Linked DNA regions of Homo sapiens: regions 1 and 2 are each linked to region 3. A link is a contact called in ENCODE Hi-C or POLR2A ChIA-PET data. All regions are on one chromosome and are shown on one strand. The core of a region is the stretch at or near the end of the contact, and the rest is flanking DNA. Distances in the headings are between cores, read along the strand shown. Region 1 has its middle 39 kb from the start of LINC00092. Region 2 has its middle 29 kb from the start of HSD17B3-AS1. Region 3 has its middle 74 kb from the start of PTCH1.

Region 1 (4,379 bases), core at 52-2,551, 630 kb before region 3:
AAGAAAGAAAGAAAGAAAAAAGAGGCTTGCAGGCCAAATCTGGCCCACTGCCTGTTTTTGTAGGTAAAGTTACAGTGGGATGCAGCCGCACCATTTGTCATAACAGCATTGTCAGGAGAAGGGTAGCACCTCGCTCCATTGTGACCTTTGTTCCTGAGGTAGTGTTCCTTGCCCCTTCTACCAGGATCACAGAATAAGGGCAAGGGTGAAGCCCAGTGATGGTTCTGAGTAGATGTCATCGAAATAAGGGAGACTTGGAGCAAAGGGTTTTAGAGACTGTGTATCTTATAGCACCCAAGGCCGAGGACTTCACGAGGGCAGACTTAGGCCCTCACACTGAAACAATGGCTTGGCATGGAGTCAGTACAAAAGCATGGCTTCTGTGGGTTCCCTAAACAAGCATGTTTTAAGTTAACTCATTTCCAGTAATAACGTGCAACAACTTCAACTTTTGCTGATGCAAGCTTTTCTGGTGGAGGGAGGGGGAAGTGACATAATGAACATAAGAAACTTACAAAAAGCTTCTAGAGAAGATACGATCCAATCTTTGGCAACACTGATTGGATCCAGAGCTTTGTAAAACCAAAAGCACCAGAACTCTCTCTACCTCTATCCATCACAAATATGCAAGACAGGGGAGCAAGAAAGATTTAAAGAGAGGAGATGAGGAGGGAAAACAGTGAAACAAACCAAATGGCTTCATAATCTTGCAACAGCTGCTTCAGAACCTCTAGGAGTTGACAGTCCCCAGAAGCCCAGTGACCAGTCACCCAAGCACATCCTGGAAGGCAGGGACGGCCCAGGAGCAAATGGAGGGGGAAGTGCTGAGCTAGGCAATGGCATCTGCACCCAGGAGGCTAGCGGCCATGCTGCAGCTACACACAGGGCTACGTCTGCTTCCCTGAGGCTGCAGCAGAATGAGATGTGGCTGGCTGTGCTGATTTGCAAAGCCAACGCAGCTATGCTCTTTCTTCACTAGCCACCAGCAGCCTCACAGGGACTGGGGTCCAGTCTCCCTCCCTCTTTTCCTTCCTTTCTTCATCCTCCAAGAAAGCAAATGGTGAGTCATAAGAAAGGACTCTGTAACTTCAGATAGATCATTTCAGCGGGCATCAGCACGCCCGTCTGAGAGAAGTGTGGATAAGAATAAGGAACTTCCAAACTTTTCTTTTAAACCAACCAATGCCATTTTTCAAATGAAATATTCATCAAGGCAAAGGGGAAACATTGTGGTTGAGGGACCAGGAGGGGGAGCAAGGAGCCTACTCGGGTGGCTGTGACAAAGCACCACAAACAACAGAAGTTCTCTGTCTCCCAGTCTGGAGGCGAGAGCCACAGGATCCAGCATCATCAGGGCTGTTCCTCGTGAGGCCATGAGGGAAGATCTCTCCCCTTTGCTTGTAGATGGCCATCTTCTCCCTTCACATGGCATTCCTTGTAAGCATATCTCTGTGTCCACCTTTCCCCTTTTCACAAGGACACTGGTCACACTGGATGAGGGCCCACCCTAGTGAGCTTGCCTTCACTTGATGACCTCTGTAAAGCCTCTGTCTCCAAAGATGGTCACATTCCGAGTACCTCAGGGTTAAGACTTCAACTTAGGAAACCTGAGGGCACACAATTCAACCCATAACAGAGCCTTTCCTGCTCGGATCCATCCCCTCTGATGGGGGCTTGTAGGACAAAACCATGGAAATGTTCCTGAGCTGTAAAATGGCCAACAGAAAGATGGCAGACAGGCTGGAAAGGGGGAGAAACACAGAGATACAGCCACATGTTGATGCCCAGGGAAGGAGCACCTTTAAAAGGCACCACACCCTTAGGGGCAAGGGCAGGGCTTGGGCTGGGGACTGACTGTGGCAGTTTGTTTGTTGGAAGAATGAGTGACACTAAAGGTACCATCTTCAAGCAACAGTAATCAAAACAGCGTGTCCCTACCATAAAGATAAACTTACAAATCAGCGAAATAGAATTGAGAGGTCAGAAACATACCCTATGTTCTCTCTCTTAGACAGATAGATAGATAGATAGATAAATAGATAGATAGATAGATGCTAGAAAGATGACAGATACATAGATGATAGATATAGATAGATAGATGCTAGAAAGATGACAGATACATAGATGATAGAGATAGATAGATAGATAGATGATAGATAGATAGATAGATAGATAGATAGATAGATAGATAGATAGATAGATGCTAGAAAGATGACAGATACAGGCTGGACACAGTGGCTCACGCCTGTAATCCCAGCACTTTGGGAGGCTGAGGCAGGTGGATCACGAGGTCAGGAGATTGAGACCATCCTGACTAACATGGTGAAACCCTGTCTCTACTAAAAATACAAAATATCAGCCAGGCATGGTGGCACATGCCTGTAATCCCAGCTACTCGTGAGGCTGAGGCAGGAGAATCGCTTGAACCCGGGAGGCAGAGGTTGCAGTGAGCCGAGATCGTGCCACTGCACTCCAGCCTGGGTGACAGAGTGAGACACCATCTAAAAAAAAAAAAAAAAAAAAAAAAAAACCAGAAAAAAAGAAAGATGACAGATACATAGATGATAGATATAAATAGATAGATAACAGAGAGAGTGATATAGCAAATGCGGCAAAATGTTAACAATGGGTGAACCTGGGTGAAGGTTATATTGGTGTTCTTTGTATTAATACTATTTCTGCAAATTTTCTGTAATGTCTGTACATTTGAGCTATAAAAAAAAAAGAATACACGTGGTCTAATATTACTTGTCAGCCTGGGTACAAGGCTCACGTCATCCAAAAATCCAGACCTGGGGACTCCGGCTGGGGAGCAGGAGTGTGTCTCCACTCAAAGGGGTACCTGTTTAAGCAGCTTTTGTGTTCTCACTTACGAAGGGCCAGTCTGCTCATTTAATATTGAAACCTCAGCACTAGAGAAAGCAGCCTGTGGGTTGAGCCTTTGTTTTTCAGTTTTCATCTATTTTTCTCTTTGGAACAGCTTTGATTGAATACCATACAATTCACATATTTAAAGTGCACAATTCAATGGTTTTTAATATATTCACAGAGTTGTGCACTCATCACCACAATCAACTTTAGAACACTCATCACCCTAAAAAGAAATGCTGTACCCTCTAGCTATCACCCCTAGCATCCCCACTCTGCTCCCAGCTCTGGCAGCCACTCATTTCCTGTCTGCGCTATAGATTTGCCTGCCTCATCTGTACGTTTGGTGTGGAATCATATTGTATGCGGTCTTCCATGTCTGGCTTCTTTCACTTAGCACAATTTGGTTGGGGTCATCCATTGTAGCACACACCAGCACTTCCTTCTTCTTGTATAAATGAGCCAAAGATGGCTTCTGGGCAGTGGCCTCTAGGTTGTTCATTTCTTCACTGAAGGCTGAGACCTCTGAGCTCAAAACCCCACTGGCATCAAACTCAGAAATGTACACATCCAGTTGTTTTGAGAACTGCAGAAACAAGCAGATTTTTAGCCGTTTAGGGCCTGCCTGCTTTGCATTCCCCAGGAGACCTCACTCACTACCTGCCGGACACTGATAAGACTGAGCCTCGTGGTTTTAAGAACAGCCCCAAGGTGCTACTACCTTCCAAGGCTCTCGGACCCAGAGACTCCCCTCTGTGCTGCCAAGCAGCAGCTCCTAGGCACAGAAGCCTCCTTTTTGGCCCCCTTCCCGTTTCCCTTGCCTCCTCCCCTTCTGGAAGGTGCAACCCCCCCCCCAAGCCCCCGCCATAAGCTGCTCGAAGGTCTCATGCTGCAAGGGAGTTCCCCACTCATGCAATGTTGTCCCAGCGCCGTCCAGTAAAGCTTGCGTGTGTCACTACCCCTCATGGTCAACTTCTTTTTCTTTGATCAGCCCCCAAATCTCTCAAGCCCTCTACAATTCCTTTTTACTGCTGAATAGCATTCCATTGTACAGACATACCATATTTGTGTATCCATTCATCCACTGATGGACATTTAGTTATGCACACCTTTTGGCTATTATGGACTATGTTACTCTGAACATTTGTGCTGTTTTTGATTGAGCACCTGTTTCCATTTCTCTTGGGTATAGACGTAATGGTAGAATTGCTGGTCATATGGCAACTCTGTTTAATCCTTTCAGAAGCTACCAGCCTGTTTTCCAAAGTGGCTTCACCATTTGCATTCCCATTAGCAAAGTGTATGAGGGTTCCAATGATTCCACCTCCTTGCTAACACTTGTTATTGTCTGACTTTTCTATCCTAGCCATCCTAGTGGGTGTGAGATGGTTTTGATTTCACTTCTCTGATGACTAATGATGCCAAGCATCTTTTCATGTGCCATTTGTATATACCTTCCTTGGAGAAATATCTATTCAGACTTTGTGCTCATTTTTCAGTTGGGTTACTTG
Region 2 (4,440 bases), core at 233-2,732, 780 kb before region 3:
CCACGAAGAGGGTGCGGCTTCCCCCTCTCACCCTTCTGGGTCTCGGCCGATCGCCTGGCAGTTGGGCTCGTGGCCCATCCTGCAGGAGGGCGCAGGCATGCATAGCGCCTGCGGAGGAGCGCTGCTCCTACGCCCCAGGCACGGCCCCCGCAGGCCGGGCAGTGACCCCGGTGGCCCGGCCCTTAGGGCGTGCGAGTTGACCGTGCCCCTTCTCCAGGACGCGCGGCCGGCGGCTGGGTTTTCGAACGCGCGGCTGTGAACGGCTCCTTGGCGAGGAGGCACAGCCTCCGCAGGCCGGAAGCCACGCGCCCACCAAAGGCACGAGGAGCAGGGCGGAGAGTACTGCGGGTCAGACGAGCGAGGCCCTCGGGGAGGCGCCCAGAGGAGCGGGGCAGCGCGGCCGCAGCGCGGGTCGGGTCCGCGGACGCTGTTCAGGCCCCACTGTGGGGCTGCTGCCCCTGGGCTGCCCTCCGGCTCGGTGGAGCGCGGGAGTGGGGGTGGGGGCGCCTCTGCTGCTTCCACCCCAGAAACCCGGGTCAGCGTTGGGAGCTGCACTGGGCGGCAGCGGAGAACATTAGAAGGGACAGTGTTTGGGTTAAAATCTAACCCTCGGTCGGGCGTGGTGGCTGAAGCCTATCCAACCACTTTGGGAGGCCGAAGCGGGAGGATCACGAGGTCAAGAAATCGAGACCAGCCCGGCCAACATGGTGAAACCTCATCTCTATTAAAAATACAAAAATTAGCCAGGCGTGGTGGTGAGCGCCTGTAGTCCCAGCTACTCGGGAGGCTGAGGCAGGAGACCCGCTTGAACCCAGGAGGTGGAGGTTGCAGTGAGCCAAGATCGAGCCACTGCACTCCAGCCTGGCGACAGAGCGAGACTCTGTCAAAAAAAAAAAAAAAAATCTATCCCTCATGATCTTGCTTTCTGTGCGTGTGTCTTTGCGTCAGGGGCAGGGAAAGCCTGTAGAGCACACATTGCCTAGTGAGGTCTTTACAACACAGGCTTTAATTATTTTCCTCCTTTCGCAGCTGAGAACAGAGAATTTAAGCAACTTGCCCAGAGTTCCAGAGCCAGACCTTAAAGGTAGGGCTTGTGACTCCGCATTAGGAACGTTCTCCTCCCCTGGATGGACCCGATGCCCCCGCACTAATAATCTTGAGCCGGAATTCAGCAACGCAGTGGTGACATTCAACCTTCCGCCTCACGGAGGCGGTGCCGGCGGGGCAGGGGATGGCCGCCAGGGGGCAGTGTGGCTCCGTGCCTCCGCGCCCGCTCCCGGACCCGCGCCCTGCCCCCACCGGCGCTGAGCCCGCCGGCGCTGAGCCCTCCAGCCCTGCTCCGCGTTCTTAGCAGCGTCGCCAGGCGTGGAAGAGGTTGGACTCAGGGCTACGTCTTCCAGTAGTTAAAAAACGGGGGGCCGAGGCCCCCACAGTTAAAGTGGGCGAGAGAGCAGCTTCCAGCATCTATGGCGATGATGGCCTTTTTTTGCCCAGATGCAACCAGGTCTGCCAGTCGGCCAGCTCGCACGGAGGGGCCCACCTCCAGCCCTGGCCTCAAGAGGGACCAGGCACAAACCTTACCTTGACAATGTTTCCAGCAACACTTCGCTGGGACAACTAGTCAGTGTGGTCAACCAGGCTAGGACAACTAGTCAGTGTGGTCACCCTTGTGGCCGTTCTTACGGGGAATTTGGTTATTATGGGGAACTTGGTGAGACTTGGGTGTAAGCCAGTAGTTGCATTAGTTGTTTTTGTAGCTTATCTTGTTTTAGTAGCAGTGATAGTGAGATTTTGCTTGTTTTTTTTTTTTTTTTTTTTTTTTCTTCTGGACTGATCCAAACGGAATGCTGAAGTTCTGTCTCCATCCGGAAGACCTGGGCTGTGGCCTCCCGGCGTCTCTGGGCAGGGGCATCTGCAGGTCCCCACTCTGGTGGGCACCCTGCTGCGAGTCTGCTCATACCCAGGGTGGATGCACCAGCTGCAGCTTTCAGCTGAAAAGAAACACGCTCTGCTCTGGCTTATGTCTGGCTGAGCTCTGGAAGGGCGGGCCCCTCTCAGCGAGCTGGGGGGCCCGCGTAGACGAAGATGACCCGCAGGCCTTATCAGCACTTATCTTTCAGTAAAGCCTGAGAGGCCAGCTTTGTGTCTGGGACCCTGGGAGCTCAGGAGGGCAGCTCGGCTTTTGTTCCTTGTTCTTCTCCAGCTGTTGGGAACTTTGCTGACAGCAAGAATCTACTCCATGGATTCACAGCACAGGCTATGACCAGAGACATATTTTTGTCCTAAAACATTTTTTTTTCTGATTATAAAGTTAATGGCCATTTTTCTTTTCTAACTTTTTATTTTGAAATAATTTGAAGCTTCTAAAAGCAGTTTAAAAATTATGCAAAGAGTTCACATGCACCCTTCACCCACATTGATGCCCTATAAATGCCTTGGTTTATATTTCCCCTCAAAATAACCACAGGCTTGTGACTGAATCAGGAAATTAACATTGATATAGTTGTGTTATCCTCCACAGACCCTCATCATATTTCCCCGAGGCCCATGAATGGGCCTTTGCTGAATCACACCTTGGGTTAGTTATTGCGTCTCTTTAGTCTCCTCTAATCTGGAACACTTTCTCAGATTTTCTTCATTTTTTCATGACTTGGACAATTTTTGAGCATATGGACCAGTTATCTTGTAGGAAGTCCCTGAACTTGGGCTTGTCTGACGTTCCCTCAGGATCAGACTGTTCGGAATCCCAGGGGCGGTGCTGGGTTCTTCCTGGTGCACCCCCCACCCCTGCCTCTGCCAGGGAGCAGCCGTTCCTGGAGATGTCACCTTTATCACTTGGTTAGGTGATGTCTGCTGTGTTCTCCACTGTAAAGTGATTATACCTTGTGGGGGGATACTTGCAGACTTTGTGATTATCTTATTTCTGAAACATTTTAGAGAATTTGAAAAGTATAGTCAAGAAGGGCAAAGAATCCCTCCTGGCTCCCCGCCTGCAGATAAGCACTGTCTCCATGCTGACTCCGTGCTCTTCTTCTTTTCCCTGGAGTCTCTGCTCTCTTTGGGATCCTCTAACCCTGCTGGAAGGACGTGTTCCTGTGGCTGATAAGCCTCACGCGACCTCTCCCATCCCCTGTCCCATTCCTCTGGGGGTGCTGTGGAGATTCTGTCTGAAACAGAGGTGTGATTCTAATAGAATTTTTAGGTCTAGCCCAGGGAGGAGGGAGAAGTTTTAAGTGGAGCCTTTTAGCTCCTCCAGAATTCAACATCCTGGGGCCTCCTTCCAGGAGGACAAGGGGAAAATTAAGGCAGCCACCCAGAAGGTCCGGGCTCTAGTCACTTGGGAACTAAGGAAGGGTCTGGGGTTGACCTTGTGCTCACAAAGGCCACCAGGGAGCTCAGTGCCTCCTGCCCATCCTCCTGGACAAGCCTGAGAGGAAGGAGGGAAGGTAAGTGCTAAGGAGCCCCATCCCATGGGAACTCAGGGAAACTCGCCTCTCAGAATTATCTAACCCAAGAGGCAAGGGAGCTGGGGTATGTATACACCAAGTCTTAAGAGTAGTTGATTCAGGGCTGCTAGTGGAGGTGCTCAGTGTGTGTCAGTTCCTCAGGCCTTCCTGCCACCTGCAGGCATATGGTGAGAGTGACCTCTGAGGTTCTGGGGGAAAGCTCTCAGGCCAGAGGTGCAGAAATGGCCGAGGGAACCCAGAGTTCTGGGGTACAGGTGGGACACTGAACATAGTCCATGGACCCTAACTCAAGTGCTGGTGACCCAAGTGCTGTACGAGTGAAAGCAATGGAGGACTTATGAGCTGGATCTCATGGGGTCATGGAGATGGTTACTGAAGTCGAAAATGGTTATTTACAAGAGTCTCAAGATCTTGAAGCAGGTGATAACAGCAGGTGAAGCAGATGAAAATGGTTTTTAATCACCATTAGCCAAACTGGCCAGATGAGCAGGAAATGCTTTCCTGTGGATGGAATGGACTGCAGACGGATTAATTTTGAGGGCACCCTCCAGATCCTGTCTGGAGAATAGGCTGAGTGGGCTCTGTAACACATGGAGGTGAGCTGGTTATCCAGAGCATAGTGGAAGGGTCATGGCAGCGGGGAAGGTACAGAGTGCAGTCAGCTTCTTTCATGAGGCAGAGGAGGGTGAAAACAGCCGCGGAAAGAGAAGCAGAAGATCAACCACACTGCATCCTCTGCTTTTCCAGGAACTTTAAATTCCAGGGAATTATGCCATCTGTCAGTCGGAGGTGTGAGCCTGCACACTGGTGACAATCCCCTCTTCTAATGCTGTTCTCCTTTTGGCTAAAATGTTCTTAGATCTCAGCGTGGTCAGATACGGTCCACAGGGCTCCCCTGTAATAAAGTCCATACGCTTCAAACTAAAGCCTGGTACCCTGACTTGGTTTCTGCCGCTTCCCACTCATGATGCCT
Region 3 (4,532 bases), core at 1,950-4,449:
ATACCAGGCACTGTTCGGCCTCAGGGCATGCACTTATTCTTTCCTGCACCTGTAATATCAGTCTCCCAGACAGACACGTGGTTCATTCCCTTATGAAATTCAGGTCTTTGTAGAAATATCATCTTTTCATTGGGACCCTGCCTGACCACCCAGTTTAAAGTTGCAAATCCAGGGAGGGCGCACCTGTAATCCCAGCACTTTGGGAGGCCAAGGCGGGTGGATCACGAGGTCAGGAGATCGAGACCATCCTGGCTAACACGGTGAAACCCCATCTCTACCAAAAATACAAAAAATTAGCCAGGCATTGTGGCAGGTGCCTGTAGTCCCAGCTACTCGGGAGGCTGAGGCAGGAGAATGGCGTGAACCCGGGAGGCAGAGCTTGCATTGAGCCGAGATCGCGCCACTGCACTACAGCCTGGGCGACAGAGCGAGACTTCTTCTCAAAAAAAAAAAAAAAAAAAGTTGCAAATCCAATCCCCACCCCACTCAACACATCCCCTCTTCCTTTACTACTTAATTTTCTCCACAGCATTTACCAGTATCTAACATCCTTTATATTTTGCCAATGTATTTGTTTCTCTTTCTTATGCTGCTAGAATAATGTCAGCTCTTGGAAGACAGGGATTTTTTACTATTGTATCCACTACTTATTCCCAAAATCTAGAAGAGAGCCTGGAACATAGTACTCTCAGTTTAGGACAGTATTTGTTATTTTTAAAAATGAGCCCTACAATGCATCTGCAGTATTATTCCTATTTCACAGATGAGAAAGCTAAATTCTATGAGGTTAAATGACTTCCCAGAGATCGCAGTGCTAGTAAGGGGGAAAGGCAGCCATGGATTCCTGAGTTTGCAGGCTAAAGGATCGCGATGGGAACGGTTTCCAGAGCTACTGGTTTCTTCCACTGCTTGCTCATGCTGAAGCTAGCTCAGAGCATAGCACCCTGCCTAGCCCCAGGCACCATGCTAAGTTCTGTGCAGGCTAAAATGATGAATATGACAGTTCCTGACAAAAAGAACCTTAAACTTCTTTAAGTTTCAGTATCGAACTCCTGGGCTCAAGTGATCCTCCTGCCTCGGCCTCCCAAAGTGTTGGGATTACAGGAGTGAGCCACCACGCCCAGCCTACGATGCATTATTTTTAAGAAGGAGTATATTAGGTACAATGAGGCTCAAAGGGATGGATAGATCAGAAAAGATGTCCTGGAAGACGTGGCATTTGAATTTGGCCTTGAAAGCTAGGATTTCAGCAGATAGAAATTGTGGGAAGGGCATTATCAAAAGGAAGGAAGAGCTTGAGCTGAGTCCCAGAGGTTAAGACAGTAGAGGTGGCGTGGCGCGGTGGCTTGCTCCTGTAATCCCAGCACTTTGGGACCGAGGCAGGTGGATCACCTAAGGTCAGGAGTTTGAGGCCAGCCTGATCAACATGGTGAAACCCCGTCTCTACTAAAATACAAAAATTAGCCAGGCATGGTGGCACGCACCTCTAATCCCTGCTACTTGGGAGGCTGAGACAGGAGAATCGCTTGAACCTCGGAGATGGAGGTTGCAGTGAGCCGAGATCGTACCACTGCACTCCAGCTTGAGTGACAGAGAGAGACTTTGTCTCAATAAAATAAAATAAAATAAAATAAAATAAAGTAGAGCTGTGTCTGAAAAACAAACAGCCCATTTTGCAGGAAGAGATGCCACCCATGAGCTGTGGTTCTGAGTGTGGTTCTAGGACTGACAGTTTCAGTGCCAAGTGAGAAATTGCTAGACATGCAAACACATAGGCCCCGTCCCAGCCCCACTAAGTCGGAATTTCTGGGTTGGAGGCCCAGAAATCTGGGTTTCAATTAGCCTTCCAGGAGATTCTTAATCTTCTGAAAGTTAAGAAGTGCCCATGTAAGGTGCACTGGAAGAAGGTGACATTGAATGCTAAACTGAAGACAATGGCCGTTATCTGTTTGCAAAGCAGTGACACCCTCTCGAAGACTGTTGAACAGATACGTGATTGTACTTGTGATTTAGAGCTCCACCAGATGGATGAGAAGTGCAGAAAGAGAACGTTGAAGTGGGAAGATCATAGAAACTTTTTATATTGGTTGCAAAATGGAAACAAAGAAGCAACCTGTTATTCTTCATAAACATGTTTCCCAACATCCACTCACTATTCAGGTCCCCATAACCTAATTTCCTTCTAGAAGAACCATCCCATTTCCCACTCTCAGTCTGTTTGGTTCAGACAGTGCTACCTTCATCGCAGGGTCCAGGGTTGTTCATGTGACTCAGACAGTCCAATAAGAGTATCACATTCTCTTGGCCAACGTTATTGGTTTGAGGATAAGAGCATGGACCAATCAGAATGTGTTACATGTTGTGAAGCTTTGTCTGAAACATAGAATGTGCTTTTCCATGGGTCTTTAATCTAAAAATCTGTAGCCTTAAGGGAATTGAGGGTGGGGGCCTTTTCTGAGAAAGGAGCGAATACAGCAGAAAACAGATTAAATGAAGGAAGAGGAAGAAGTCAACTCTGATTACATCATTTGAACCCCGGGTCAAGCTGTACCCAAAGCTAAATCTATTTCTGCTAAACTTTCCTTTCTAACAGGCCTTTGTGCTCAGGGCAATTGGAATGAGATTTTTTGTCTTGATTGACCCAAACTCAGTCATGGCTCTGGACTTCAGATAAGGGAGTCACAGACTCGTAAGATGTTTGCAGGCTTTGGACTATGATTCAGAGAAGAGAGGGAAAGTCAAGGGCAATTGACAGTGTTGCAGGATGGATTCCATGAGAAGCAGACTGTGAGAGGGAGCGTTGTGTGCGCGAAGAGCACACGGGGGTGGTCCCAAGTCAGCGCCTGTGGGGGAGTGAAGAAGCAGCACTGCGCAGTGGAGGAAGTCAAATTGTCATGCGGCTGAGGCTATGCGGAGCTGAGATGCCCTTTGGAGTTGGCTCAGGTTAGGGCAAGGAGGCCAGAGCCTCATGCCCTCACATTGACCCGTCATTGTATGCAGGTGGCCACCAGGAGACATGATCTTGGGCCACACGTTTCTCTTCCATACAGTGCAACTCTCAAAGAAGGATTCAACTGAGCCATCGGCCAGCGCACTCCCGCAGCCGGAGGACAGAGTGCTGAGTCAGGGTGTGGGTGGAGGGGCAGGGCGCTCAGGACCGCCAGGTTCCCAGCGGGGTGAGCAGCTGTGAGGAGACTGAGCCCTGCAGCTGGAATGAGGAAGTGGGAGGAGCAGATGGCATCAGAGAGAGGACAGATTTCGTTTTGAGCTGGTGGCATTTAAACGCTGGAGAAGGTGTCGACCTGGGATCAATGGGAATAGAAACCACGGTTGATGAACCCTGGCCCAAAGAGAGCGCAGACAGAGACAGTGGGGAGCTCAGAGCTCAGGGAGTGGAGGGAAGAAAATCTGGAGCCCATAGGCCGGGCGCGGTGGCTCACGCCTGTAATTCCAGCACTTTGGGAGGCCGAGGCTGGCGGATCACGAGGTCAGGAGATCCAGACCATCCTGGCTAACACGGTGAAACCCCGTCTCTACTAAAAATACAAAAAGAAATTAGCCGGGCGTGGTGGCAGGCGCCTGTAGTCCCAGCTACTTGGGAGGCTGAGGCAGGAGAATGGCGTGAACCTGGGAGGCGGAGCTTGCAGCGAGCAGTGCTCGAGCCACTGCACTCCAGCCTGGACGACAGAGAGAAAGAAAGAAAAGAGGAAGGAAGGAAGGAAGGAAGGAAGGGAAGGGGAAGGGAAGGAGGGAGGGTGGAAGGGAGGGAGGGAAGGGAGAAAATTTGGAGCCCATGAAGGGGAGGGAAGGAGTAGCTAAAGAGGCAGCAGAAACCAGGCCGTGTTGCCAGATGATAACAATATAAATAGCAAATGCTTATAGACTCTTGACTGTGTGCCAAACAGTATTTACTGTAGAACGTTGTTCTACATTCTTAGCTCGTATTATTTCTTCATAGGAAACAAAGGAGGTGACGGCCAGTGAGTGGGGTGGGTAATCTGCTGATGAGCAGTTAAATCAGGGAAGTTAAATTAGCAGTTAAATTAGGGAAGCATCTGGACTCTGCATGTAAGGTAGATATTTTAAAAGTCATCAAAAAGGAGTTTGTGTGTTTGCTGAAGAATTGTGTCCCCACTCTCTTCATTGCTGTTCTTTTAACAGCTTTATTGGGATATCATTCACATACCATACAATTCACCCATGTAAAGTATATTATAATTCAATCGTTTTTATATTCACAGAGTTGTGGAACCATCACCATAGGCAATCTTAGGACAATTTTGTTACCTTCAAAAGTAACTCCATACCCTTTAGCACTCACTCCCCCCCCACTCCCCCCCCACACCCCCCCCGCCCCGTCTGCCACAACCGGTGCCTGTTCACCTGTGCAACCCTAGGCAATCATGAATCTACTTTCTGCCCTGCTCTGGATGTTTCCTATGAATGCAGTCTTATAGTATGCAATCTCTTTGTGTCTGGTTTCTTTCACTTAGCATAATGTTTTTTCCAGTTTCATCCATGTGATAGCATAA

Evidence for each region. Hi-C counts contacts between places; a loop is a spot of excess contacts on that map. ChIA-PET counts read pairs that join two places held with the same protein, here RNA polymerase II (POLR2A). Pooled maps may share reads with other maps.
Region 1: a loop to region 3 is called in a map of CD8-positive, alpha-beta T cell, with 40 times the contacts of the local background. The contact joins two enhancer-like sites. A Hi-C loop is called at or near these places in 2 of 168 maps with a recorded cell type or tissue (CD8-positive, alpha-beta T cell and naive thymus-derived CD4-positive, alpha-beta T cell) and 7 of 50 pooled maps. POLR2A ChIA-PET finds 5 or more read pairs at or near these places in 1 of 52 experiments (HEK293).
Region 2: a loop to region 3 is called in a map of naive thymus-derived CD4-positive, alpha-beta T cell, with 18 times the contacts of the local background. The contact joins two enhancer-like sites. A Hi-C loop is called at or near these places in 2 of 168 maps with a recorded cell type or tissue (naive thymus-derived CD4-positive, alpha-beta T cell and ovary), 1 of 37 single-sample maps with no recorded cell type and 8 of 50 pooled maps.

The regions. Positions count from the first base shown.
Region 1 is chr9:96,058,298-96,062,676 of GRCh38, reverse strand. No RefSeq gene overlaps it. Among named protein-coding and RNA genes, the nearest start is that of LINC00092, 39 kb to the right of the region's middle. Within about 2 kb of position 1,301, at least 9 of the 41 ENCODE cell types and tissues checked have a DNase peak (open chromatin) inside an H3K27ac peak, as active enhancers do.
Region 2 is chr9:96,215,138-96,219,577 of GRCh38, reverse strand. No RefSeq gene overlaps it. Among named protein-coding and RNA genes, the nearest start is that of HSD17B3-AS1, 29 kb to the left of the region's middle. RefSeq lists a silencer at 1,130-1,339 and an enhancer at 1,350-1,569. Within about 2 kb of position 1,482, at least 19 of the 41 ENCODE cell types and tissues checked have a DNase peak (open chromatin) inside an H3K27ac peak, as active enhancers do.
Region 3 is chr9:95,433,003-95,437,534 of GRCh38, reverse strand. No RefSeq gene overlaps it. Among named protein-coding and RNA genes, the nearest start is that of PTCH1, 74 kb to the left of the region's middle. RefSeq lists enhancers at 2,560-3,131, 3,132-3,704. Within about 2 kb of position 3,199, at least 3 of the 41 ENCODE cell types and tissues checked have a DNase peak (open chromatin) inside an H3K27ac peak, as active enhancers do.